7 separate regions of the Mus musculus genome follow, and regions 2, 3, 4, 5, 6 and 7 are each linked to region 1. The links are chromatin loops, found by intact Hi-C in ENCODE. Cell type or tissue: left cerebral cortex. All regions are shown on one strand. Region 1 has its middle 29 kb from the start of Gm31753. Region 2 has its middle 63 kb from the start of Mir205hg. Region 3 overlaps Gm31870 (a long non-coding RNA gene). Region 4 overlaps Lamb3 (laminin, beta 3). Region 5 overlaps Plxna2 (plexin A2). Region 6 has its middle 66 kb from the start of Gm31870. Region 7 has its middle 2.7 kb from the start of Plxna2.

Evidence for each region. A loop is a pair of places that touch in the nucleus more often than their neighbours do. Peaks named below come from ENCODE experiments on the same cell type or tissue, not always from the same donor. Only the 100,000 strongest peaks of a DNase experiment are listed, where the experiment ranks them.
Region 2: it touches region 1 in a loop (2.6-fold over the local background); 15 of 42 quality-filtered maps call a loop at or near these places.
Region 3: it touches region 1 in a loop (2.0-fold over the local background); 16 of 42 quality-filtered maps call a loop at or near these places.
Region 4: it touches region 1 in a loop (3-fold over the local background); 3 of 42 quality-filtered maps call a loop at or near these places.
Region 5: a loop joins it to region 1, with 5 times the contacts of the local background. A loop is called at or near these places in 2 of 42 quality-filtered maps.
Region 6: a loop joins it to region 1, with 6 times the contacts of the local background. A loop is called at or near these places in 16 of 42 quality-filtered maps.
Region 7: a loop joins it to region 1, with 9 times the contacts of the local background. A loop is called at or near these places in 4 of 42 quality-filtered maps.

Annotation. Positions count from the first base shown.
Region 1 is chr1:193,447,878-193,451,877 of GRCm38, forward strand. No RefSeq gene overlaps it. Among named protein-coding and RNA genes, the nearest start is that of Gm31753, 29 kb to the right of the region's middle. RefSeq lists an enhancer at 1,452-2,308. In left cerebral cortex, a CTCF peak has its summit at 1,847 (motif pointing right); DNase peaks (open chromatin) are centred at 1,638 and 1,827; H3K27ac peaks cover 1,570 bases.
Region 2 is chr1:193,570,971-193,574,970 of GRCm38, forward strand. No RefSeq gene overlaps it. Among named protein-coding and RNA genes, the nearest start is that of Mir205hg, 63 kb to the left of the region's middle. In left cerebral cortex, no CTCF peak of the experiment used is centred here; a DNase peak (open chromatin) is centred at 2,060.
Region 3 is chr1:193,697,212-193,701,211 of GRCm38, forward strand. All of the region lies in intron 2 of Gm31870 (a long non-coding RNA gene), which reads left to right. Among named protein-coding and RNA genes, the nearest start is that of Gm31870, 44 kb to the left of the region's middle. In left cerebral cortex, a CTCF peak has its summit at 1,842; DNase peaks (open chromatin) are centred at 1,862 and 3,184.
Region 4 is chr1:193,328,220-193,332,219 of GRCm38, forward strand. It overlaps Lamb3 (laminin, beta 3), which reads left to right. Exons shown (of 23, transcript NM_008484.2): 10 at 416-604; 11 at 1,821-1,976; 12 at 2,529-2,725; 13 at 3,077-3,188; 14 at 3,904-4,000. Among named protein-coding and RNA genes, the nearest start is that of Gm51741, 13 kb to the right of the region's middle. In left cerebral cortex, a CTCF peak has its summit at 2,128; a DNase peak (open chromatin) is centred at 2,161; H3K27ac peaks cover 301 bases.
Region 5 is chr1:194,683,740-194,687,739 of GRCm38, forward strand. The region is part of intron 3 of Plxna2 (plexin A2); the gene reads left to right. Gm46202 (a long non-coding RNA gene) reads right to left here. Exons shown (of 4, transcript XR_001779695.2): 2 at 3,269-3,403; 3 at 3,050-3,163; 4 at 1,260-1,783. Among named protein-coding and RNA genes, the nearest start is that of Gm46202, 34 kb to the right of the region's middle. In left cerebral cortex, no CTCF peak of the experiment used is centred here; a DNase peak (open chromatin) is centred at 2,398; H3K27ac peaks cover 1,401 bases.
Region 6 is chr1:193,587,647-193,591,646 of GRCm38, forward strand. No RefSeq gene overlaps it. Among named protein-coding and RNA genes, the nearest start is that of Gm31870, 66 kb to the right of the region's middle. In left cerebral cortex, a CTCF peak has its summit at 1,588 (motif pointing left); DNase peaks (open chromatin) are centred at 420, 622, 1,200, 1,578 and 1 more place; H3K27ac peaks cover 1,715 bases.
Region 7 is chr1:194,615,093-194,619,092 of GRCm38, forward strand. No RefSeq gene overlaps it. Among named protein-coding and RNA genes, the nearest start is that of Plxna2, 2.7 kb to the right of the region's middle. In left cerebral cortex, CTCF peaks have their summits at 1,588 (motif pointing right) and 3,828 (motif pointing right); DNase peaks (open chromatin) are centred at 2,586 and 3,824; H3K4me3 peaks cover 162 bases; H3K27ac peaks cover 162 bases.

The sequences.
Region 1 (4,000 bases):
CATGCATATATTTGAGACCGTGCAGACATATGCATGTACGAGCATGCCTGCAGACCCTAAAGCTACGGTTTTGCTGGATTCCCTGAGAATGTATTGCAGCATAGCAAATGGGTATCACATGTGACATATTGTAATATATGCACGGAGGTATAAAGCATACCCATGGCTTTGGCCTTAGTTCATTCCACAGAGCAAGAGGAAATTTTAACCTATAGAATCACATAGTGTAGAATTCGACAGCTTTTCAGTTGCATCAGGGTTGAGTGTTATAGGATTGGATTGGTGCAGTGGGGGACATTCAGGTTTAAAGTACACTAACTTGAAGCCTTTTGTTGCCTATCATTTCATCTTTCTCAGCCTCCATTTTCACACCTATAAGGTGGGGTGGGTGGCCTCCTGGTAGACCCCAGTGTAACCTCTTACACCATAGAATAAAGAGGTTACAGAATAAAGACTATCAAAGGTGGCTCTGAGGTTAAGAGCAGTAGCTGCTCTCCCAGAGGCCCAAAGTTTAGTTCCCAGCATCCACAATGAGTGACTTAAAGCTGTTTATAACTCCAACTTTACCCGTTGCCTTTGGCCTCCTCAGATACCTGTGATTACATGTACACACACACACACACACACACACACACACACACATGGACGGATGACAGAGGTCATCCTGGGTGTGATTCTTCAAGAGCCCTACATTGGTTTTTTTTGAGACAAGGTCTCTCACTGAACCTGGTACTCACAAATAAGGCTAAGCTAGCTGTCCAGTGAGCCCTAGGGATCCTCTTGTTGCCCCACCCCAGTGCTGGGACCATAGGCCCACCATAATTGTTGGTCTACCTCAGTGCTGGGACCATAGGCCCACCACAACTGTTGGCCCAACCCAGTGCTGGGACCATAGCCCATCATAAGTCCTGTACTGTTTAGTTTTGTCAACTTACACAAACCTAGTCATATCTGGGGAGAGGAACTGCAACTGAGAAAACACCTCCATTGAATTGGCCTATGGGTACATCTGTAGAGCATTTTCCTGATTAATGATTGATGTGGGAAGGCCCAGCCCACTGTGGGTGGTACCATCCCTAGGCAGGTGGTTCTGGACTGTATAAGAAAGGTAAGATAACTGTGGGCCTAAGAACAGCCGCTAAGCAGCACTCCCACATAGTTCCTGCCCCTGCTCCTGCTTGAGTTCCTGCCCTGACTTCCTTCAATAATAGTCTGAGGTAAGGATGTATAAGCCAAACAAACCCCTTCCCCCAGGCTACTTTGGGCCGTGGTGGTTATCACAGCAATAGAAGGCAGACTAGGATAATGTTCAACTTTTACCTGGGTGTGAGACCAAACCCAGGCCTTCATGCTTGTGTGACTTTATTGATTTTTACATGCTTTATTGGCAGTCCTGACTGAACAGCCCTTTAATGTCTTAATTTCCTCACTGCTGAGAGGAGGGACCTTGAGCATGTTGACATTTTCAGGTTGGTCCTGCAGAACAATACACGGAATCAGAATTGCTGCTTGGTAAGATGTAGATCCCCAGCGCTCCCTACTCCAGTCAGAGTCTCTGGCAGGGAAGGAACTCCAGTCTGTGCTGTAATGGCTTCCTGGGACTATGCCAGTGCCTTCCTTATCTAGCATTGTGCTGTCAAGTGGCTCTCCAGACAGACTGAAGTGCCAGTTAGCTGGTCAGTGGAGATGGCTGCCAGTGCCTGGGGTAGGAGTTGGGAGTCCTGGGATGATGATGGAAGAGTTTGTGGGATTCCATCAGGCCAGTGAGGTTGAAAGTTGGGCTTCCTTAGTCATGACAGGAGATACAAATCTGCCGGAAAAATCCATTTCCTCTTATGTCCACAAGGGGTCAGTAAAACATCAGGTCTGTCTTTGTTTAAATTTCAGAACAAAAGAATTTTGGCAATGCAGGACAGGCCAGATAAGCCTTATTTATGGCTAGCTTCCCAGCTTCTGAGCGCCTCTAAGAATCACTCTTTTCGGAGGGAAGTGCATTAGCCCACAGGCCTGAAAACTTACTTTCAACCTTTTCTAAAATAACTGTCCTGGGGGCTCCGGAAGTCACTTTAAGATAGAGAAAATTCCGAGCCTTGTATTTCCTGAGGGTGTCTCTTTAGAGTCGTTCAGGATGGCTGGGCAGCTGCTGGAGGGCCTGTAGCAGAGTTGTTAGGCAGAATAGTTGGGCAGCCACCTGAGGACCTAGGGCAGGATTACTAGCCCAGTTTTGGAGGCTCTAAGAGGCTACAATACCTCACTGAAGATGCAAAGTATTGGAACTGAGTCAGACACCATCTGCTACCTCTTTGTCCAGGGCCATCTTCATAAAACCCTGGTTGTCTTTTATTATCACCTTGTCTGAGTTCAGAAGTTTTTTGTTTTTTTGGTTTTTTCTTTCTTTTTTTTTTCTCTTGCTCAGTTTTCCTTCATTTAGAAGCACAGCCACAGGGTGAACATGGAAGGGCCTGATGTACCATTCCCTTCCTGGGCTTTTGTGCCTCCCTGACATAAGATCTGAGAGCTATCCACAGTGACTGATGCACCCCAGGTGATCGCCTAGGGGCGTAGAGCTTTGAAGGTCCTTCCTCCTGTCCCCACGCCCTCCTTCCCTCCTGTATGCTGGTGGCTAAGGACAGATGAGCTACAAATCTGTAAAGTGCCAGGTCACAGAATTCTGTAAGCGCCAGACACTTGACTCCAAGAGCTCGTAACGATCAACACTGGTAAACTCATCAATTAATTAATCAGCTTGTTTGCCAGACCTCACAAGAGGAACTCTGACACACTGGGCATTTTCCTGGGCATGGGTGTTTCATAGCCGAATATGATGTGGGCTTTGCTACGAAGGAAATATGTTTCAAGCAGAGTTTCAAGCAGAGAATGTCAAAGATAAAATCAATGGCCCTGGTGCACCATGGAGAGGGTTGTAGTGGGAAGATAAAGGAACATGACATGAAGCCTCTCCCACCTGGTGGGGGAAGAGCTGACAAATGACATTTCCTAAGCATCCATGAGAGAATCCATGTGGGGTTAGTGAGGGGTGGTTTGAAAGACAAAGTTAGGAAACCTCTCTGTACATACACCTGGGCCACATTCCCTCACAGAGCCCCTGTAGCTAAGCAACGTGGTGGCCCACCCCTATTCGACAGGATGATGTGTGTGTGTGTGTGTGTGTGTGTGTGTGTGTGTGTGTGTGCAGGCTCCTTGAGAAGGACTGAATGAAGCAAGCCTTCCTGCTCCCTCGGTCTCTGACTGCTTGTCTCTGCCCCAAGGGTCCTGGAGGTTGGGAGTGAGTCCTGAACATCAGTTCCCTGGCATCCACTCAGAGCCCAGCTTGCTAGGATTCTGGAAGACCAGGTCTAGATGGGTGCAGGTCTCTTTGGCAGAACGTGTGCTGGGAGATGACTTACAGTTTCTTATACCAGGAAAACTCCTTCCTTTTTCTCTTTTTTTTCTTACTGGGAAGCAATTTATCTAGATTTTCCCAAGCCCATTCTAGAATTAAAATGGAAACTCTAGAGTCCTTAGGATGCCCTCCCTCTGGGCCAGCTGGGTGGCTAAGGTATTCTTTGGTTCTTCCCCTCTTTAACATGTTTCTGGTACACACTGCATCTGTCGTTTCTCTTTGCTGGGAGCAGAGGTGGTTTTGATTAGGATGAGGGCAAAGCTTTGCTCCATAGGCCTGCTTTGCAGTACCCAACTCTATTACACTCTTCTTTGGGGAATTTCTGCTCACACCCCCTGTGGCTTTGAGCTCTCTGTAGTGGATGATTCATCCTGGTATAAGAACCATTGAAATCTCTCTCCCCCTTCTTCCTCCCCTCCTGCTCCCCTCCCCCCACCCATCATGATTTCTGCAGACACACTGACTACCCTCTGCCTGATAAGGGCTGCCTTAACACAGCCTCACAGCTTGGTGGCTTAAATAAGAATATAGTCTCTCACGGCTGGTGTCTAAATCAAGGCATCCATGAGGCACCTCCCAGAGCCTCTGGTGAAATAC
Region 2 (4,000 bases), 120 kb after region 1:
CAAATGTTCCCCAAAGGTTTCTGTATACTTGGGCAATGGCACCAAATCCAGGTCTCAAGGACTGAGTCTCTCTGATGCTTCTTTCTCAACTCCAGTCGACATACAGTTTGTGTCCATTTTATTGTCTCCAGAATTGAAGGTGTTTTTCTTTTCTTTTCTTTTCTTTTTTTTTTTTTTCTTTTCTTTTCTTTTCTTTTTTTTTAATTTTTATTTAAACAGGGGAAACTGTATTACCTTTCTAACTGATCAGGAAACACCCTTGACATTGTGCTGTGCACAGTCTTCACACTGAACTTTCAGAGATAATTCTAATAATATCAGCTCATGCTCAGAGAGCTGTAAAAATGAAAAAAGAGGAAGAACCTATCTCATGCATTGTTGAGCTTTTTTTCTGGACACAGGGTGCTTTCCTGTCATTTGCTCTCAGCTCTCAGTGCTCCCTCTTCCACACTGGTCCTCCCCATAACTTCACCCATTGGACCTTTACTTCTTCAGGTAGCTTACTGCTTGTTTGTCTACCATTCCCCCCCCCCCCCCCCGGTCACCTCTGGTAGACAGGGTCTCTTTTCTTTCTGGGATGCTGGAAGACTTTGTATATATCCTACCTTTGATGGTCATGATATTGCCCTATGTTGAGGTTTGACCAATTACCACACACATCATGTCATTCATCTTCATCAGTTTGAAAAGTGATATACCCTTATGTGCTTATGCATCCTACGTGAGCTTACATGGTTTCTATTTTTCAGATGGGGAAAACTGAGGCTTATAACTGGTATGTCAGTTGGCAAAGGTACAGAAGAATTAGGCAGACAAATCAGTGTGAATTCAAGTCCGTCTTGTATGAAAGCTACCACAGAATGGTAGTAGGTTAGAGTTGAGAAAGAAGGAGCACTTGAAAGATAAGGAAGGCTTTGAGGAAAGCTTTGCAAGAAAGGAGAACACAAGTTGGGCTGTGACAGCCAGATCCTTGAGCAGGTGCAGAGGAGGGCAAAGTGGGCAGGAGGACAGAGGAAAGTGTGGCAGAGGAGCCACAGTCATTGCTGGAGTCAGTGGACTGAAAGGCAGGCTTCCTTCCTCTCCTGCTTTGAGCTGCACCCTTTGCAAGGGACCTCCTTACCCCTCTGTCCTTCTCAAATTGCAGACCAGAGAGGAGGAGGCTTCCCCACTCCAGGAAAAGCCCCGGGACTCACATTTTCTGCCACCTTCAATTCTAGTCTTTAGGTGTTCTGTCTGGTAAACAGAGTCTCCCCCTGAGCAGCCTGGCTGTCCCACACTTTCCCAGACTCATCATGCAGTCCTTTCTGAAGAAGTCCACAGCGATGCCTTAAGGCAAGGTCGGTGTGGACCAGCACCTCCCTAGGAAGTGGGCTGAGTGCCAGGTGCCTTTGTCATGCCTACTCTTCCTTCTACTCTCCTGACCCTCGCTCCCAGATCCACTACTGCAGAACCTGTAGGCTAAGACCTCCCTGGGACTGGGCTCTATCACCTAAAATCTCAGCTCCAAAGCACAGGGGCAACTTAATTAAAAATTTTTACCAGGACAACAGGAGGTGATTCCTGGCATCTCAGCAGAACAGGAAGAAGCAGAGACCTTGTTCTGAAGGCTACTCCATGTACTTAAAAACCCAGTGAATTAAGGTCTGACTCACAACTCCGATTATCGATGGCTGCCAAGGCTCTGGTCACAGCCACACAAAGTTGTTGCTATTAAAGCCTGCTATCAACCCCATGTGGGATGATCCTTCTGTCTGAGTAAATGTCACTAAGAAATAACAGCCAAGATGGATTCATAACCCTAATCAGAAAACTAGGCGTGGTAGTGAAGGCCTGTAATCCCAGTACTTGGAAGCCGAAGCAAGAGGATTACTGTAAATCTGAGACCAGTCTTAAGAAATATCAGGCAAATATACAAATGTGGACGAGACAAAGTATCAGTAGAGTATTGGTGTTGTGTTAGAAAGAGGCTATGGAGTCATCAGCTATAACAGGATAACAGGGTAGATCAACAGCATAGTCTTTAAATGCCAAGGTGCCAAACTGTATGTGTGGGTGAGGAGGAACAGCAGCTTCTATTGCAAAGCCAGGAGAGTGCAGCAGAGGATACTTAGCAGGTTTTCTATTTAAAGAGGAAACCGAGAACTTGTATGATTTAATTTTTTTTTTTAGTGTTTCCCAATTTTTCTGTAATAAGCAGGAACAAAAAATGATATAGAATAGATTGCTATCCTTTCTCCAAAATGTCAGTATCCCACTTCCTCATCCTGAGAATGTTTGAGGCCACATGACTTAAGGACTTCACATATGTGGTCAAATTAGGGATTTCTAGGTAGTGTGGTTATCCTGGTCTTTGCATGGAAGAAGTGCAGAGTCCTAGAGACTTGAAGAGGCTACACTGCTAATGGAAGAAGATGCAGCCTAGGAAGGTCTTTCTTGGAGTCTCAGGAAGCAACACAGGCCTGCCTTATTCTCAGCCTGTTGAAACTCATGGCCTTGGAACTGTGACACTACATTTTTGATAGTTTTGTTGTTTGTTGTTGTTGTTAGCAATCCCGACAAACTGAATCAGCATACTTTCAGACTGAAAAGCAGTGTCCATGAGCCTGGTGTGGTGCTGTTCCTTTTACAAGCATTCTCTGGAAAGCAGAGGCAGAAAAACAGAGTTTGGCTAACTACTCAGTGAGGCCCTATCTTAAAAATCAAACAAGCAATAATTTTAACAAAGCCTATTGCCCTTAATGGGGTTATTGGGTAGAAGGCAGAAAAGAGATGGGGAAGGGTCTAGTTCAGGGACAAGCCTCCTCAGACCACAATTAAGTTGTAGAATGTTCTGGGCCACTTGTAGACTGATCGAGGCTCTGTAAGAAGAATTAAACTGCTTGAACTTTGCTCCCAGAATGCTTTTAGCTGTTAGAACAGTCTCTTTTTAACCCTGGAAAGCCAGGAATCTGTATTTACTTGGCTCACCTCTCTGTCCCTGCCACTCAGCAGCTAGCTAGCCCATAGCTACTACATGCTTTGAATGGGCAAAGGCATGACTAGGATTCTAGAAGCTTCTGGGAACATCTTTTTCTCAGCTGTGGGCACTCAAGGCTGATATCTTTGTTGCCTTCTGTATGTAGAGCTTAAGGAAAGCTGGCCCTCTTCACTGAAGCCCAGTTCTTCAGTGTCAGCATTTGGACACATACCAATATGTAGAGCTACCACAAACCCTGCTCTGAAGTGGTAGTGGGGTCCTTGGTGTGCTGGGGGTACCTGTTTCAGTCTCAGCAGGATCCCAGTTCCACATGCTCTGATAATGCCCTTGGCTAGTTTACAGAGAAGATATTTAGGGCCTCAGGGCATGACTGAGCAAGAAAGGGTTGTCCTATTGTCCCAGTGTTTTTTGAATTCAACTCTCCTTAGATAATTGTTTTACCAAGTGAGGAGTCGTGGGAGGCTTTGTGGGGGAGAACATAGGCTGGCTTTGTTTGCATTTTCTCATATATTGTATTGGCAGGTCCCTGTGGAATCTCTCAAGGTGGCCACATTGCTTATATTTTTGCTAGGACCAAACACCACACAGAAACAACCTAGTGGGGCAGGAGATTTCTTTTGGCTCAGGGTTTCAGAAGTTTCAGCTCATCTGTGGTCATTTGTCTGTGTGCTCCTGGGCCCTTTTGTGAGGCTGAACATCAAGGCAGAGGAGTGTGTGGAAGAGGAGATTGGATATGTCATCACAAGCAGGAATCAGACTGAGGAAGGGACCAACTACAATGTTTAGAAGGCACACCTCCATTGACTTACTTCCTCCAGTGAATCCCTACTTTCTAAAGTTGCCAGAGCCTCCCCAGATAGCATCAGCAGTTGGGATTTAAGCATTCGACACACAAGCCTGTGGAATCCAGTTAAACCATAATCGCTTTGGGAGATACCAGTGCTGACCTGTGGCAGAGAGGTGGGGTCCTTACTCAAGTATGGCCTTACACGCTCGCTCGCCCTGACTTTAGCCACAACCTTT
Region 3 (4,000 bases), 250 kb after region 1:
GGCCCCAGGTCCTGCTCTGACTCCGGTTCCTAGCAGGCAACTTGGCAATGAGGAGACAAGCACTATATAAATGCTAAATAGACGAGATGCTGTGCCTGTCTCCAGGATAAATAGACCGTCAGTTCCTGCTGTCAGAACTGTACCTTTTATGAACACAGATGTGTCTCCCAAGAGGATGATACTGGTCCTATACTGTCTCTAGTCTTTTTACAATTTCTCTCAATCTTGATAACAGAATGTTTATCTGCTTTTATTTTAATTTCTTTTTGATATTATTGATTTTTTTTTTCCAGAAGGACTTTACGGTTTGTTATTTTTGTTTCCTGAATTTGTATTCAGAAGATGGGATCCTGGGATTTCCTCTGGTTACCTTTCCAAAAATGAAAATGATAACAGCCATCTTTTGCATCTCAGTTTTACATGAATTTGTCTCATAAAGATCTGTCAGCACTGGCCTCAAGTGATCAGGACTCCTGTCTCTATTCCACCACCTGCTCTCTGTGTGACCTTTGGTTTATGACTTGGCCTCTCTGTTCACATTCACTTCTCCCTGTTCTTTCACTTCATCTGTTAGGTATCATCTAGGCAGATCTGTTCTTCCTACTAAGGGGTGAGTAGGATAATTTATATGAAAATTGAGGAAGCGATTGCCTTTTAGATGAGAAGCCTGAGGCATTGAGATGCTGCTCAGTTTCTTGTACTATGGGTTATCAACCACAGAGGCTCTGTCTAAGCAAGACTTCTGACAGCTAGTGATAGTGATCCATCCTATGCATAGATACAATATGATGCTGAGACTCTATCAGGGCAGGCAGATGTGAAAAGGATGTTGTTACAAGATACATTAACAGAGTCTGTTGATACTGGTCATGGTGGTTAAGAACCCGCCCTGTCTGAATCCATCTGGCCCTTTCTTGATAATCCCCAAGCCCACCATTGTCACCCTGGCAGACATTGCGTTGTTTCTCAATGGCCACTCAGTGCAAGGATGCCCCCTCCCTATCACCCCCCCTGTCATGCACAGGTCACATCTATATGCGTGCACATGATCTAGGATCATGAAGATTAGAAAGGACATTTTCCCAAGACAGCCAGGGTTGGTTAGGACATAGTTGGTTTCTAGGAGACTGTCAAAACCAAAAGGAGCAAACACCAAGGCAGGGGCTACCAGAATTCCCTCTGGAAACCCTTTCCTTCACGGTATACTCTGGAGCCTGAATCTCTAGAGGAGCAGCATCAGACTCTCTTGGAAGACCGAGCACTGGGCTCTCTCCTTCCAGAAATTCGCATGTGTTAGGTCTAGTGCTGGAGGAAATTTATATTTTAAACACGTTTTCAATTGATGTGATCTTGCACCCCAGACAACATTTTTGAGAACCAGGAGCATACAAAGAAAGAAAGATGCACCACCTGTGTCTCTGGCTCTCTTATTTCAAATTCACCTGCACTGAATAAGAGACACACTTAAAGGTCTACCCAGGAGTCCTCTGTAGATACATGCAGTGGCCAGGAGTGTCCTCACAGGGCCAGTAGCTCATGATTTGCCTATGGGATGGATGAAGACTGTGGCTCTTTGTTGTGGATGAGCTACACTGGAGACTGAGTAAATAAACCCAGCAGAGGCCCAAGGATGGCCCTCAGTCTTGCAGGCAGACCCTCTCTTCACTCCTGTTGTTTTGTTCTGCTGCCTTCTCATCGTCTTGTACTGACAATAGTCGTAAATAACCGCAGTGCTGTAGAGGAATCATTTTAACAGCAGAGAGTCAAATAAATACATTAGACCTGACAGCTTAACTACGCACAGTCCATTTGGATGTGGTGGCCAGCTGCTCCCAAGGACTGCACTTCCAGGAGCAATCGCAAGAGGTCGCACAGAGCTCACCAGCTGGGCTTCAAACTTAAAGACAGCAGAACCCAGCTAAGGCTGTGTTTTGCTTGTAACTTGTCTGGGAGGTAGAGTTTGCAGGCGATGTGTGCATGTGCATGTGACTGTGTGTGTGTCTGTGTGTCTGTATGTATTTGTGTGTGGTGGTGGTGGTGGTGGTGGTGGTGGTGGTGGTGGTGGTGGTGGTGTGTGTTGAGGCTTGTGCTTCCTTGACCTGTATGGGTCCACAGCAAAACCATAGTCCCAACAACATGCTATCCTTGTGCCATTCTAGCCCCTCACAGGCATCTAGGACCATTCTTTTTCCACATGGGTCTTTAACACTTGTAGCTGACACCCCTGTTTGAGCTGCCATTGCCGGTTCTAGGCCTGCTATCGAATTCCTGGGGTGTTTGTTTTTCCCTTTCTGTATTTAGCACTTAAGGTGCTCTGGTATATGCCACATATTCATGTTGTCCATCCTTTCTGGAGGGCAATGTGCTTTGGGGCCCAAGTTTCCTCAGAGCCAAGCACAGCCCTGGATTTCATCCAAGGCACTGAGTGAGCTCTAGGGTCCCATTTCTAGGCGCTATAGTTCTGGAACCATCATGGGTCAGACACTAATTCACCAACCAGTGTAAAGTAACTGAGTGGGAGGAGCAGGGTGTTGTAATATGGCTATTCTCCCACAGCCCCTCACAGCCCTAATGGAAGGCAGGCAGGTCTGTGGATAGCAGTTCTACTGTGGATTCTATTTTCAACCTAAAGAAATAAGGGCAGCTGGAGGCTCAGGCCAGCCCAAGCCCTCTATCTAGCACAGTGGGACTAGAGCAGGGAGGATGTGTGATCTGCTGCTGCTGTGCCCAGGGCTGAGAGTTCAGAAGCAGTCAGCTCACTGTCCCTGAGCTCTGATGCCAATATGGGTTTGCTCTCTTCTTACTTATCTTCCTGGATTCTGAGTATCAAACTCCTATTCACATAAACTTGGTTTCAGACTCTTTAGAACCACCAGAGTAGTTGCTACAAAGCTGTCTTTTCTTCAGAGCTTGATTAAAGGGGATGCATTTTAGGAACAGTTAGTAGCTGTCTTTGGATCTGTGATCACAAGAATACTTCATGTTCTCTAAAGGGAGTTTAGACTATAGCGGGTCAGACACCAGAAAACACTTTCTGACATTGAAGTTATTAGATGCTCTGATGAATACCATGCAGACGCTTGCCTTTCTCTAAGGACCACATGGCATTACAACATGTTCTTGTGTCCTCAGAGCTGTAAACATCTCCCTACCATCATGAATTGGGGCCAGGGAGGAGGAGCCATGCACAGGACTGCCTACTCTCTACCATATGGTGCCTGATGGGTGCTGGCCATTTATGTGCAGGCTGCAGGGAAGTAGCCATGTTAAAAACATCCCTCTAACAAATCTGATCCGAGAAGATTCCAGTATTGTCCAACCCCATGGCCTCAGTAGAATGTTCCAGAGTGGACACAGCATGAAACCTCTGTTCATCCAAGAATTCCCAGCAGGCATTTTGTCTCTGAAATTGGGTTCCTGCATAGTCATATTGTTTTGACAACCATGTTTCTCAGATTATAGATGAGAAAACCAGAGGAGAAAGTCTTTAACATACATGCTGGGGTATGATGGGGAAATAAGGAAGAGGGAGAGGGGAGGGAGGGAGGGACAGAGAGAGGGAAAGAAGATGAAAACTGCGTCTAAAGTGGAAGAGTCAGTGCCGTGGCTCCCGAGTCACTGACACTGGACAGGTCCTGGCTTCTGGCTGTTTTCACCCTTGCTGTAACTCTCACCTTCAGTTTCCCGAGAGGCTTTCCTGCTTTTAGAATTAGTGCCCTGAAGCCCTTACCCCTTCAGCCCAAGGTCCCACAGGTCACAATGACATGAGATCCAGAGGCAAGGCTGGTTAAGATAGGAAACAGTGAACAGCAGGACACCCCTGCCTAGCCTCCCCAGCCCCCCCTTCCACTATGCATCACAACTGGTCAGCACCATCAGCAGCTCAGTTTCTGATGCACACTGCATCTGAACATGTTCTGTCTGCCCTGTATTCTGCAAAGCTACTTTGCCTTCTTCAGACTCGTGTGAGATCTCCATCTGTGAAACTGTCATCCGTGGT
Region 4 (4,000 bases), 120 kb before region 1:
GTCCCTGCTGAAGCTTCCAGAGCCACTGGCCCCTCCAGGCTCCTTGCTCTGTGGCAGACACATCTGGCTCCCAGTGATCACATCTCTAAACCCAATGGTCCTTGGATACAGAGCCTTTGTCTGTGCAGATCACAAAGTAGCAGAGACCCATCTGTGATTATGTGGAGGGCTTGAGTGCATGGAGGGCCTCCTTTTCATGTGGAGTCCATCCCAAAAGGGAGTTGGGAGGTCTGGGAGCTTGTCCACTCAGCCCTCTTCCCCATCATGCAACCCTTCCCAAGCCTCCTTTGAAACCGGGCCTCAGTTCCTTGCTCTGCCATCTTGAAGAGACGATAGAGATGCTAATGCTATCTATGGTGTCTGCTATGGTGGTCTGTGTTGCCTCATGGAGTCAACCTTGGATCTCCCCGTCTAGGGTGTGACTGCAATGGGCACTCAGAGACCTGCCACTTCGACCCAGCTGTGTTTGCTGCCAGCCAGGGGACAAATGGAGGTGTGTGTGACAACTGCCGGGACCACACCGAGGGCAAGAACTGCGAGCGCTGTCAGCTACACTATTTCCGGAATAGACGACCCAGCGCTCCCATTCATGAGACTTGTATTCGTGAGTAGTAGCTTCAGGGACAGATGACTGTCCACTCTTTCTCCCCAGTTTGTCTCTGGGGACATGAAGGCCACCAAGGAGGAATGAAAATTTGGTCTCAAGGAAGGACTTGTGGGCTGTTTTAACTTAGCTGTGCTCTGCTGAGTAAATCGCTTACCCTCTCTGGTCTCTGGGCCATCAAGCAATGACTTGCTGATCGGTATTCAGCCTTTCTTTTGGGTGCAGAGAGAAGAAAGCACAAGAACAGCTCCTGCCTTTGGGGTGCACACACATTGTGAAACCAAGGGGTGCAAATCCACCCCTTTTGTTTTTCTGTTTCCCCAGTGTTGAGAACTCCTCTACCATGAGATTATATCTTAATCCTTCAGTCCCAGTACAATGGCTGGTAAATCCCTGTGGTTGAGTATTTGTTGACTGAATAATGGAATGGCTTAACATGCCCACCAGGCCACTGGATTCACATGGGACAGTGGTTCTCAATCTTCTAAGGCTGTGACCCTTCAATACAGTTCCTCATGTTGTGGTGACCCTCGACCACAGAACTATTTTCGTTTTCACTTCATAACTGTAATTTTGCTACTGTTATGAATTGTAATACAAATATTTGTCGTGCAAGACATCTGATATGTGACCCCTGTAAAAGGCTCATTGAACCCAAAGGGATTGTGATGCACAGGCTGAAAACTGCTGACAAACAGGTTAGAACAAGTGTTTCAGGCCAGTTTGATCAGGAAAAACCTTGTGGACAAAGGAGCCTTGAGTTTTGTGAGGCACGAAGGAGTCCAGGCACAGGCAGGAGAAGCTCAGTAGCTGGACAGAACTAGTGAGACAGACTAGTCTGCTTCCCCAGTCCCGAGGACAACCTCCAGGATGCTAACATCGGCAAGCACTGTTTTCCTCGCTGTATGGCACCTTCCGCCTTTTGAGGATGTCGTGCAGATTGGGCAGGGCAGTCTGTGAGAGTAGTCATGGTAGTCACTCAGGAAGTGATGACCACAGAAGCAAGGGAAAGCATGCTCCCTGATAGGAGTCAGGCACTGTCCTACCTGCATTCACTATTTACTGCCCAGAAAGAATGTCCTTTTCTCACGTGACAGACGGGGAGACAGGCACCAAGGGTTCCGTGCTTGCCTGGGGTCAGGAGACTGGGGGACTTGGAGCAGGCTATCCTGGCATGTCCCCTGAGCTCTAATTTTCCTTTGTTCCTGCCACTCAGCCTGTGAGTGTGATCCAGATGGAGCAGTCCAGGGAGCTCCCTGTGACCGACTGACGGGCCAGTGTGTGTGCAAAGAGTACGTGCAAGGAGAGCGCTGCGACCTTTGCAAGCCTGGCTTCACCGGGCTCACCTTCGCCAACCCGAAGGGCTGCCATGGTGAGTAGCAGTCCCAGGAAGGTGTGGGGTGGGGTGACATGGGCTGTCGGAGGTGCAGCTACCAGACCGAGCCTTGTCTCTGGAGTGTTCTCCTCACAGGGAGCCCTGCTCCGTGCATGTGTGCTTCACCACAGTCCTCCAGTAAGTGGCAGCACAGGCCTGGGTTGGAAGGTGGGTTTGAGTCAGCCAGTGCCAGGGTGGGCAGGCCGGCTGCCAAACCGCCAGGTGGCTGGGAAGGCGCAGTGGCCTTATGAGCAAGCCCTGTGACTTCAGTCTGGTCTCATTGCAGAGCTCAACTTTAGAGCGATGTACCGGCTCTGTACAGCATTAGCCTTGAATTCTGTTTGCAGAGTGAGAGTCTGGGACACAGTACCCTGAGGCAGGGCCAAGCAGAGCTTGGTAGGAAGGGTCCCTGGGGTTACTCTCTCCAGTAAGTCAGAGGGCAGGTGCTTTTCCAGTGCTGGGCCCTCTCTGGTGCATCCCCCCCCCCGGGGGGGCCAGCCTCTTTTCAGGAGTCTACCTATGCTCACCAGCCCTTCCTCCCTCCCACAGCCTGTGACTGCAGTATCTTAGGTGCCCGGAAAGATATGCCTTGTGAGGAGGAAACCGGACGCTGCTTGTGTCTGCCCAATGTAGTGGGCCCCAAATGTGACCAGTGTGCCCCTTCCCACTGGAAGCTGGCCAGCGGCCTGGGCTGCGAGCCCTGTGCCTGTGACCCTCGCAACTCCCTAAGCTCCCAGTGCAACCAGGTATGAGTGACAGGCCCTGGGGCTCTTCAGTCACAGAGGGATCCTACCCTCCAGTGTCTCTCATCTCTCCTTTACACTGTTCTCTGGCCTTCCTACAGCCAGGCCAAGCTACATCCGTCCCCTTTCCCCTTGGGGGAGGCCACCAGCTCTCCCTCCCTCTGTAGTTCTCAGCCTTGGGCCGAGCTTGTTTCCCATACCTTCTGGAACTCGTTGCTATAACTTGACTTTGGGCTTGTCTTTGAGTGGGAGCCCTAGTTTTGGGGAGTACCAGGTCTATAGAGCACCAGGTGTGGGGCACAGTCCCCAGAAGCAAAGACCAGAAGGGTTCCCCATGGCATTCTCTTTATTCAGTTTACAGGACAGTGTCCTTGTCGGGAAGGGTTTGGCGGCCTCACGTGTAGTTCTGCAGCCATCCGCCAGTGTCCTGACCAGACCTATGGACACGTGGCCACAGGGTGCCGAGGTACGTGCTTATTACATGATCATGCAGCAGGCATGTAGAGGGGAGGGATAAGGGGTGCTTGGTTGAAGGGCCTTGATATGGTTGGAAGGTGAATATTGATAGCCTGGCTAGCCCTGTGAGTATCTATACTTGAAGACTGCCTGGCCTCCCTGTGTCTGGATCAGGTTAACTAAGGTAGCTCCTCACATTCTAAGGTGAGAGGCAGGGGGCTTTGCTCCCACTCCCTGAGAGTAGTGGCCAGCAGCAGTGGAGAAAATGCATCTTGGGAGCTGGGGACTGGAGTGCTTCCCTGGAGTGCTTATATATCAGCAGTGGCATAGAACTGGAGTCTAATGACCAGCCTTGGTCTCAGCTCTGCCTTGTGGGGTCTAAGCAGTTTGCCCCTCTCATACTTCCTGCTCTTAAGGTGGAGGGAGGTGCTGTGCACTGGGCCCCTTCTGTGCCATGGTCACCTCTTAAACAAAAGCAGGAAACCAGACTATGATATGCAGATCAGATAGGTTCACATGCATGTAAAAGTGTATCTGGGAACGTGACTGGCGCGGTAGGTGCAGGGGACAAGCTTTCTGTCAGTCCCTGCCAAGGCTGGCTTTGCTCTAGCTGATGTCAACAAATAGTCTATGTCACGTAAGCAGGCCCAATTTCTTCATCCTTTCCACGTCCCTATACCCCTTGCTGGCCCCAGCCTCTGAGTGTCATTTCTCCCTGTTTCTAGCTTGTGACTGTGACTTCAGAGGAACAGAGGGTCCTGGCTGTGACAAAGCCTCAGGCCGTTGCCTCTGCCGCCCTGGCTTTACCGGGCCCCGCTGTGA
Region 5 (4,000 bases), 1.2 Mb after region 1:
CTGTCTTTTAATAACCAAGGGGAACCACTGAGGTCTTTCAATAAGTAGGGGCATATTCAAATGGACAATTATGAAAAGTCTAGGTTCACTCTAGAACATTCTATTTGCCTAGACTCCCTTCACAGTCTAGCCCACCTGAGGACATTATTCTTAAAGCTTTCCTGCTTCCATCAAAATTCTGATGATCCATCCTTGTTGGAGCCTATGTCCCTGACCCTATCACAGCTATAACCACGCTGTATATGGTCTAAGAGCTCACACTCAGGGTGGCAAAGTTTCTTGCTCCATAAGGTAAGACAGATTTTGTTATGTGCAAGCCTGGAGAAATATAGAGGTCATAGACAGCCTCTATAGATCCAAACCTGACTCTGATCAAGTATGCTATAGCCACTAATGACTCCTCTGACTTCCACCTCCTCACTTGTGAAATGGCAGACTCCTCTTTTCCTCTTGTATTTAGCAGTCACTATGACCTTAGATCAAACTAAAGCTTAAAAGTACCAAGCAGAAGTAGGGAAAGGGTCTGAAAAGTGGCTTCAGACAGGGACAAACTACCATGAATAAGAAATCAATCTGGTTCCACCCTGTAACCCCACCTAAGCCTCTAGGTGTCTTTCAATTGTCAGACTTCAGCCTCTGGTTGTCAGGCTTGGTTACACACTCTGAGGAAGATTATCTTTCTTTTTATTTTTACTTATTTATTTTTTTATTTTTTATTATTTTTTTATTTTTTTTTAAAGATTTATTTATTTATTATATGTAAGTACACTGTAGCTGTCTTCAGACACACCAGAAGAGGGCGTCAGATCTCGTTACGGATGGTTGTGAGCCACCATGTGGTTGCTGGGATTTGAACTCCGGACCTATGGAAGAGCAGTCGGGTACTCTTACCCACTGAGCCATCTCACCAGCCCCGAAGATTATCTTTCTTAACCCTCCATCAAAACTGACCTCTGCACCCCAGGGCCTTATCTCTCATTGAGTCTATGAATTGCAGTAGTACCCAATTAGCCTTCTCAGGCTTCTGGCCCATTTACCAGGAGAATGTGGGTTACTGTTGAAAACATTGTTGCTTCAGGCCTCTACCTCAGGCCTTAAAGCCAAGGGCAAAACCAAAGAAACAAGAGACTTCACCTCTTTGTTGTTAAGGGGCTTTCTTTGCCCTGATAGGATCTTTCCAAGGTCACATTATTGAGTCTTCCTTCAAGTCAATAGCTTCTGTCCCTTCCTAGGTGTTGTAGACCCATAAGACCTACCAGAACTGGAATGATGCAGTAGAGGGGAGGGGGGTAACTCCTCAGAAAGGAGCGTCAACCTTCTATGCTTGAGACCTTATCATTGTGAGATGATCAGCTGGAATTAGTGGGCCAGTATGAACAATAAGAGCATAATGTGTCCTCTCCATCGCCTCATCTCTATCTTCCCCTTAGCCTTCTCCCCAGAAGGTATCACTTTAGATTCTATATCCTCTTCAGGGAGGAGTCTCCAGGTAGCACTTCCCAGCTTCTGCTGAGTCAGCCATCCTTTCTCTGAGGTGAGATGGTGGATAGCCATGGTGATCTGTTTCTAAGGCATTCAGGAACTTCTACAAAGTCGTTAGTGTTCAAAGTACTAACCACAGCTGGCTCCCGGCTCTTCCAGCTTTCCCAAAACAGTAGTAACAGGCCAAACCAGGCCAGAGAATTTCCAGTACTGGGCAGGTTTCAGATTAGCAGGAGCCAAATCCAATTTCCCTTACATCTCAAAGACACTGAGGAAGAACACGGGACACCAGCTTGATTGCCTGAAAAAAAGAGGAAGCTGAAAGGCTATTAAGGTGTATGGTAACCTCCTAGGAATAGGCCTGGGAGAACCTCAAAGCAAGCAAAGGAGTAGGGAGATGGCTCAGTAGTCAATAAAATGTACGCCTTACAAGCATGAGGCCATGCGTTTCATCCCCAACACCCAAGGAGAAGAGGTCAAGTATAGTGGTTCATGATAGTAATACCAGCACTGGAAGACTGGCAGAACTTACTGTCTGCCCAGTCAGCTTAATGCCTATCAACTTCTGGAATCTTGGCGTCTTCCTAACAAGGGCATGGAAATTCCTCTCACTTGCCACTGATGGCTTAGATATGCAGACTTTGTCACCTGTCTCTTCTACCCTTCCTTCCCAGTTTCCATTCTGTGCTCTGCCTTAGACCGTCTCCTCCTTATCTCCACATCTGGCTGATGAACATGCAGGGAGCTGGACCGTGCCTCCCTCCCTCTAATAGCCCCTGCTCCCTCCTATCTTCACCAACTGATGATCCTTATGACTCTACCTTCTGTGTTTCTCCTCCTCCCCCTCCTCCCCCTGGTATCTCTGCAAGAATAGAACAGTACTCCAGTGAGTTGTTCCCCACCATCCCCCAAGCAAATAGTTGCCAGGACTTTCCAAGTCTCCACCTCCTTCTTTCCCACATTTCAAGCTTCTTGCTAAAAGTAGCTGGTACAAGGTGGTAGGTACAGCCCTTGCAGTAATAGGCAAACTATGGACACATTTGAAAAAAAAAAACCCAATTATATTGTAACTGCAAGACTAACAATCTGAGAACTCTTCCCCAAGAGACATTTGGCCCGACACATGTATTCTGCTAACTTCTCTTTTGTTTTCAAAGGGCTGAACCTTTGGGTCTCTACTTCTTTCAATGATGTATGTATTTCAGTGTTATGTATGTACATGTATCTATAACTTCTCACAGTACACATACACATGGTATCTAAATGTATGCACAAAAATGTCTGCATTAACACACATGGCTACACATGAATGCACAGTATCTGTGTATGTTTACATATAGTATCTGCACATGGGCACACTGAGTCACAATGTGCACACACAATGTTTTCACACAGGCAATGTCTATATGTATGCAATATCTACATATATGTATACAGTGTATACATGCATGCACACTGTGTTTTCATATATGTACACGTCTCCAGTGTTTGCACATGCAAAATAGTCCCTGCATAACAGCATCTGCATGGATGCACACAATCTCACAGTGTCTCCATGCATACTCACATGTGTGCTGTGGAATGCTTGTGCTCAGGCAACATTTTCCAGGAATGAGAGTTGAGCAGGCTGCAGTAACAGATGTTGCCTGAGTCCTAACTGGCTGCCCTCTTGCAGGTCAAGCTGGTAATGAGGGGATTAGCGTTAGTTCCCCTCATCTCATTCCCAATATGGCTAGTTAATGCTGGTTCAGCTGGTAACATTTTTATTGGCAAGCCCTCCACTTACCCTTGAGATGGGCTCAGCACACACACTTAACTCCAGCCCTTGATCTGGCTGAATCGTGGGAGGCACTGAGTTGTCCTTACATCTTCTGCAGATGAGACAGCTATGCACCAAAGATCAGTCTGTTCCTTTGTCCCACTGCAGAGAGAGACTAGGCTGAACCACAGGAGAGTTTCACTGTGCCACATATCTGCTATTTGATACTGAGAACTTCACTGGGATTCTCTGAGACTTCCTTGTATTAGCTCTTGATGAATATAACATGGGGCTTACAGAGCTTGTTTCAAGATAATTAAGACAATTAAGATAATACATTCACACATGGTAAGCATTCAGCAAATCCTAGATAAAGTCTAAAATGTAACCATGGTTCACAGTATAAGAAACTAGAATTATGGGATTTTTCAAGAGACTTTCAGAAGCCTTACCAATCCCATATCCCTGGTGTCATGGAAAAATGGCTGAAATGCTAGAGGACACATCTAATACTTCCTGCACCTGCTCATATCCTGAGTACTTTAGATATATCTGCTTAGAAGTTTTTATATGAAATAATTGGATGCACAAGCACCAGTAACCTGAATCCATCTTGGAGAGCTTGGCTCTGAATTTTGCTCTTAGCCATTTCTAGCACTACTTCTTGCATGAACCATAAGGCAGCTATACCCAGAGAGAGCAAGGCTGGCTCAAAGTCCTCTATTGTTACACATCTTCACCAGATGTGATGGTTTGAAT
Region 6 (4,000 bases), 140 kb after region 1:
CACTGTTAGTGGGACCTTATTGGTGAGAATTGCACTTTGTTTCGAGGACTTGGTAGCATGTTTTAAGGCTGGGTCAGGGTCTGCACAAACACACACACACATAAGCCCCAGTGTCTACCAGGACTTTCAGAACAGCCTCATAGCAGGCTCCCTGGCATTTTGGCATTGCTGTGGTGATATTTGGTACTGGCTTGTGAAATACAAACCTGCCCTACAAAGGCCATGCTCCTGTCAGACCATGTGAGAACCCAACATGTCCCTATTGGGGATGGGTAATTATGGAGGCCAGACTCACAGGACCCAAGGCGAGCTTTCTGTTATCCTGTGCTTTCATGTGCATTTGAAGGAGACACTGAAGTTGCATAGCAACCAACACATTTCTAGATCATGAGGAGCTCTCCAAGGCACCGATGACACAGACTGCCCGATGGCAACTAGGTTGAGACAGGAGGATGCCACTCTCCTGAATGCTTAAGGCAGGTGTTGGACATCTGTGTCTCTGCTGGATTCCATGTCTCCCAGAAGGCTCAATCAGAAGCTAGACTTTAAACCTCACCCCGAGACACAGAGTAATTACAGGGTGGGTGTGCTTTTAAGCTGGAGACAGGGGAATGAGTTTTAAAGAGGGAACGTGAGATTTCTCGATTTAGTTTACTTGAAATACCTGGTAAAGAGTTTCAGATTCTAAAATAGATGGTAGCTGACATTTGCTTAAGTTTAGAGGATGATGTAGCTTTCTTGGTCTCTGAAAAAGAGTAAAATCTACTTTAGACTCCCACCAGCCAACTTCATAGCAACATTTGGGGCTGTGAGGATGAATCTGAGGCAGGGACTGGACATTTGTGGAATGCCGGGAGCCTGGAAATCAAGCTGTGGCATGCTCCTCAGCTGAGACATTAGAATATTGTTAGGGCCCTCCCACCCCAACCCCTGTGGCAGCTCCGGTCTCTGTACAGCTCCTGCTTGCTTGCCTCAGAAACAACACACTCTGAGCCTGCAAGGAAGCTTTACATTCTTCTGAAGAGAATGCTCCCCGCCCCCCATTGTGATGAGTAAATCAAGTAGGGGTTAGGCCATGTGATGTGGAATTTTGATTTTAAATCATTTCTGACATAGTTCTAAGATAAAAGCTCCCGAGAAAGGGACCCTTGCATTGAGACACAACCTCACTGCCTGGCAGCAGCAGCAGAGAAAAATCAGAAAGAAAGCTTTGGAGCCTTTCCAGTCTCTGCCTTGCTGTTTATGTGGTGGCTATCGATTCTCTAGAAGAGGACTCATACTCTGGGCAGCAAGGAGCTATATTTATGTTAACCCGTGCACTTGATACCTCCTCACTGAGAACAATGAGGCCCATCTAACCACGAGAGGACCACACATCTGCATTTAACTGGGCTGGCCACAGAGACAGTCCGGTGTCAGTGCCTGGAGCAGGGGAACTTTGGAAGGGAACCAATTCAGAGTGCAAACTAAGAAACTGAGACTTGGGTTCTCAGGTTGGGGTGCAAATCACAGAGGACAGATTCTCTGCCAGTTGCATGTGGGCTCTCCTAGGGATGATAAGAGATGCTGTTGGCTCAGGCGCGCCACCTTGTGCTAGGACTCTGCTATCACCGTTGGCATTTAGTGGCAGATGGGGGGAGGGGGATTGTTAACATCGAGAAGAGTGGAACAGTAGTAAGGGGTAGTGAGGGAGTGGTGTGGGGTTGGGGAGAGAAGAGGTGGTAGGAAGGTTACAGAGGGAGATGGAAGTGAGAGAGGTGACAGTGGGAGGGATGGTTGTGAGGGGATGGTAGTAGGGGTGGCAAGTGGGGGGGGGGCAGTAGCAATTAATCTGTTTTTTCCTGTTCCATTTTTTCTTCTTTTCTATTTTCCTGTCTCAACTGCCTCAGCTCCCCTCTCTCCACCTGTCTCTTTGGACCTAAATAGATTTCTCTTTTCTGTTTGGAAACCACACATTATAACTATCTACACATTGTCACCAAAACCAATTTGTGCAAACTAACAGGCTTATCAGTGCCACTGAAATGAGATTAAAACTGCTTCCAGTGAAACAGATAAAAACCAGATGAATGAAGCCTGCTAATAAGACATTAAAGATAATGAGGAGAATGACTAACCGGTTGATACAGTGAGCAGTTACGAGAGCCCGCTGCTCAGGATCAGTAAACTGCTCAGAATCAGTAAAAGAATCCACCTTTAATTCCCCTTTGTCATCGAGATATGATCACATTCGCATCATCATAGTTTGGTTACTATTTATCTGTGAGAGCAACATCACACCTTTCTCTAAAGTGCTTACGGGTGGGGAGAGTAAGAGAAAGGAGAAGAAAGACAATTGCTTTGGGGATAAAGCTCTTATTCCTGCTTTTTTAAGACTGGAGGGGGATGTTTAATACCTTGTTTATGTTTGTGTGTTGGTTGTGCAGGCACACTCTTTCATTTGTTTCACCTCTGAGAGGGGCCAGCTCATAGCCAGCCTGCTTTACATTACACAGTTAGCTAATTATCACATTAACAAGCCACATGAAGACAATCTGAAAATTGCATTTCTGTTAGTAACATCTTGGGCCATGGTCACTGTAACCCTGGTGTCTGGCTTTGCGTTGCTGTGGAGAGCCTTTCCTCTATCCTGCAGCTGAGTAGATGGATCTTCCTGCCTCACTGGGTATGAGTTAATGGGGAGGGAGTGTGGAAGAGAGAGAAGTCATTTACCATTCAGTTAGAGCTTTCCCAACCATATTCAGTTAGAGCTTTCCCAACCATATGATATGCAGGCTCAGTGTTGTGCTCCCTGAAGGAAGGCAGGTGAAAAAGAACTCTGCTCTGCCCTCAGGGGCAGGAAGGGGAATAAACAGAGACTAGATGACAGGCGGACAAGTCCAGGGACTCTGTGATTATAGGAAGCACCACAGACGCCTGGAGGAGGGAGCTGCTCTCCAGAGGAGCCAGGGAAGGCTGCTCAGAGGAAGAATTCTTTGATGTGGGTATGAAAGGAAGAATGGGCTTTGCTAGAGGGAGAAGTGGTGTAGGGCAGAGATGGAGTAATTGCACAAATAGCCATGAACGGCCCTGCTGTGTTGTGGGAAGAAATGCTCGGGGAGGGGGGGGGGGGAACCTGGGAACAGCTGAGAAAGGAGGCCAGCGAAGAGGCTAGAGGCCCATGTTCCATGCTGATCTTTCCACATTTATTCTTAACAGTCAGGCTCACTCTGATCAAACCTGTTGTGAATGGATTAAAGGCAGAAATGAGTGGAGTCAGAAGGAAACCCAAGCCTGAGCCCTGAGGTAGCAAGAAGTTACCCCACTTAACTTTTGACAGGCTGTACCATCTCTACTAGCTTGCACCTTTGAGCTGAAGTTTTAGCGTTTGCTAGCCCAGGATACCCTCAGACTTTCTGGGATTACTGGAAAGTTTAGGTGTAATGCCAAGCCCAGATCCCCTATAGACTGTAGTTGGCTACAGTCACTGTAATGCCAAGCCCAGATTCCCTGTAGATGTCCCTGGCTCTGTAGTTCTTCAGAAGTTCTGCTGTGGACAGGGATTAGAGTAGGATGCTGATGGTCACAGCTAGTATGATTGTGTGTGCCCTTGCTGCTAGATGGGGAAATTGCACAAACAGCCAACAGTAGTTGGAGAATCACTACAGCATGTAGGGGACAGAGGAAGTCCAGAGTGAAAGCACATATTGGAGAGAGACACTTCCTGTCTTCAAGATGCTTTGCTGAGTGAGATGGAACTTATACATTATATAAGAGAGACAGCAAGTTAGGGGTAACCCTCATCTCAACCATCTTTCAACAGCTGTAGTGGCTCAAAACTGATGAGAGACTGCACCATTCCCAGAATGTTGGCCCCTTGAAGATGGAGATGCAGCCACTGTTGTTCAGAACTCATCACAATAAATATGTATTGAATAAACCTATTAGACATGAAGTAAACCAAGAAAGCAACGGCAATATTAGCCTAGTGGTAGGCAAGAGCAAACTATGCAGATATGTC
Region 7 (4,000 bases), 1.2 Mb after region 1:
ATCATGACATGTTACATATAGTGAAATGTCACATTACACCCTATAAATATGTACAATTATTATGTATCAACTAAAATTGTAAGTGTTCTAAAGAGATAATTATGTACTATATACAGTTCTACTGAAGGAAGAAATATAATAAAGTTGCTCTTATTACTTTGTGGTCAAATGAATGATGGTCTAGATAGGTTAGCTCAGCACCTTTAAAGGCTTGAGGCTATGGACATTACTGTCACCTGTAAAACTCAGGAGCCAACAGTGATGATCTTAATTCTTTTTTATTGAATTTTACATATATTATATTCTGATCACAGTTTCCCCTTCTGCAACTCCCACCAAATTCTTTACAACTCCCTACCCACCCAACTTCATATCCTTTCTTTCTCTCTCTTTAGAAAACAAAAAAGGGCAAAAAGAAAAAAATTAAAACAAAACAAAAAAATAAGGCACACAACAAACAAAACCCATTAAGAAACCAGAAGCCATGTTATACAAGCAAAAGGTCAGTAAGACAAACAAAAAACTTTAAAAGACAACAACAACAAAAACAAAAGAACAAAAACAAAGCAAAATGAGACACATTTACAAAAATACTATTGAGGTCCTTTTGTGTTGGCCATCTCCTGCTGGACATGGGAACTACCCTTAAATATGGTTAATATACCCAATGAGGCTTCACTGGAGAAAACAAATTTTTCCTTTGCAGTAGTAATAATATTTTTAATAAATCCCGGTGTGGGATTACTACCCGCCTCAATGGTTTATGTTCCCGAATGAAAAACACAAACACAGTCATTATATTTTAATATGCCTTAAGCAGCACAATAGCTGGCCACCGCCTAGCCTCCATGTTGCTAAATCTACCTCCCACTGATAATTCTGAGTTACTACTTACTAATTTCTATGTTCTATCTTGGCTCTAGACCCAATTGAGCAACCCTCTGGGCTGCATTCTCTTGGTCTCTTTACAAGGCAGCTCTGCTCTCTTCCCTCCTTCTCCTCCTCCTCCTCCTCCTCCTCCTCCTCCTCCTCCTCCTCCTCCTCAAGGTCCCAAGCACAAAACCCCACCTCTTTCTCTTCTCACCAGCTATTGGCTGCTTTCATTTTTATTTACCAATCAGAATTAATTGGGAGCATTTGTTGCAGAAGGTACTGCAGACCCTCTCATGCAAGCAGTTTGGGGGGACACAATTAGCATTAGAATACCAACAGCTCTAATTTGCAAGTGAATGATAATTGGAGATAGCTTCTTTGTTGGGTGTGGAAGTTTCTGTCTACTTCCCCTTCTTAGGACAGGGACCCCATCTGGACTGAACATGTGCAGGCCCTATGCATGCTACCAGTCTCTGTGAGTTAATACGTGCTTTGGTATAACAGAATGTCAGTAGAAATAATTTTGTTACTATGCTCCTTGAGCAGAACAATAGTGTTTGGTTTTCATCTAGGCCCATCATGGCCTATCCTGTCTCATGTTCTTGGCCACCAGAGCAGTGCCATGCATGGGTTCTATTGATTATCTTAACTTTTTTTTTTTTTTGAGATTTATTTTATTTATATGAGTACACTGTAGCTGTTTCCATATACACCAGAAGAGGGCATCAGATCCCTTTACAGATGGTTGTGAGCCACCATGTGGTTGCTGGGAATTAAACTCAGGACATTTGGAAGAATAGTCAGTGCTCTTAACCACTGAACCATCTCTCCAGCTCACAATTATCTTAATTCTTAAAGTGTAACTATGTGCTTATCTAATGTTGTGTAACAGTCTTCTCCCAAACAAAAACATTCCATCCTGTAGGACCCTCCTTATGCAGGAAGGTAAATAACTCAAAATAGCTTCAGGAAGTCCCTGAAACTGACTAGATCCACTAGGTGTCTGTCTGCCAGAGTAAGCAATAAAAGCCGAGAGAGCCTGCTTCAGATGGGAGGAAACTGAGCTGCAAAGAGTCAAACCAGCTGAGTGCTGAAGAGGTTTAGGCCAGAGTGATTGGAAAGGACACTTCCAACCTGCTGGGCTGCTGCAGGCTGTGCACTGTGTTCCAGGCTTTCCCAGCTGGCATCTGTGCTGGAGCAGACCTTGGTGATGCAGCTGCTTTGAGTAATTTCTGCCTGTAGGTCACCTCTCTCTCATACTTCTGTCAGCAACCCCAACAAAACTCATTGGTTCACCAAGTTGGACTTTGGTAGTGTCTGTGCTTTGGATTGTCAAGAGATCCCTAGCTGGAGTGAGTAGATGTGTGTTGCATCTACCTATGAAAAGTTTTGTCACACAACAACTAATAAGATTCATATCAACAGCTTTCCATTTTAAGGATACTATCAATTCTTCAAATACCTCCACATCTGGTTTTAACCTACCAGGTTCCTGGAGATTTCAAGTTAGAATCTCATCTTAGAAATGGGAAAGTTGGGGTCACCTAGGAAAGACAAGGGTGCTGCTTCCAGGTACCTCATAGATTAGGCTTCTGAAGTCACATCCTTAACTGGCTCCATTTTCAGATGATGCTCAGTGGCAATGTGGGAGTAGGGTGGCATCATGTCACCCAGCCTGCAGTGTGATCTGTCTGTAGGTGTTCTTTCTCCCACACTCTCCCTCTCTCTTCCTTTATTCATGACAGGCAGGGCAAGTGTGGGGAGAAAAGAACAGGATGGGTATATGTGGAGGAGTCACTTTCATTTAATGTACCCCCCATTCTTCATTTAAGGGTTTATTTCTAGATCACAGGGGTGGGGATGTGTAACTGAAATTATTTAAATTGTATTGTAATCATCTCAAAAATGAGATTAAATTGAGGCACTGAGAAGAGGCAAGAGATAAGACACAACACACACATAGTCATACAGCACTTGATTTAGAATTAAAGGCCCTATATTCAACAGAGAGCTTTATCACTTACCTTGCTCTACTAAGGATGGTCTCAGGGGAAGCTGGCTAGACTGTTGTTCCTCTCATTAAAAACATGGCAAAAGTGTAACAGAATCTGATAGCACCTTCCCTTTATCTTCCTTAACAAATTGTGCCTTCAATCCAGCGTACTCAGAAATAAAGAATAACGATCATTTGTGTAAAGAGGGAAGACACACTCACATGCAGACATAAACAATAATAGAGGAAGAATAAATGTGAGAATCACTGGGCATTTTATCAAAAATAAATGTTACATAAATTCAAAGGACAAGATAGGTGTGCATCACAGAATTCAGATTCTTTGTGGCTCCAAAGGACAAAATTGGCAACAGCTAGTGAAACTTACCGGAAACAAATTTTAGGCAATTAATGAATTGATTAATTTAAGAGTTTTTAAATGAGGTAACCATGTTTTGTTTTTAAGAATAGCTAATTGGACCAGGTATCCAGTGTGGTGGCATATATTTTTGAGTCTAGCACTTGGGAGGCAGAGGCAAGCACATTTTTGTGAGGTCTTAGCCACTATGGTTTGTAGTAAGGAGTTCCAGGACAGCCAGAGATACATAGTGAAGAAAACCAAACCAACCAAACTACCAAACAGCCAACTCTACATCCCAAAATCCCGTGTCTCTAATATAGTTGATGAAAGTGATCTTCTCTTCTCTTCTCTTCTCTTCTCTTCTCTTCTCTTCTCTTCTCTTCTCTTCTCTTCTCTTCTCTTCTCCTCCTCCTCCTCTTTCTTCTTCTTCTTCTTCTTCTTCCTCTCTCTCTCTCTCTCTCTCTCTCTCTCTCTCTCTCTCTCTCTCTCCTACTGAGAATTCAGTCAACTGTTTTTATATGCTTTCAGAAGCATCCCACATCCCTCTTTCTTTTTATACCGGTGAAGAGTATGGCCACAAGAGGGCAGTAGGGGACATTTGTCAGACACTTTGATGTGTTGAGTAAACTCGGTGTGTTCAATCTCCATCGGGGAATTCGAAGACCCTGAGACCTTGCAGGGGTATAGCTTGCACAGGCCCTCGCGGGAAAGCCGTAGCCGCAGTTGCAGATTCACAGACTACGAACCAAGGAATCAAGACCCGTGAGCGCGGA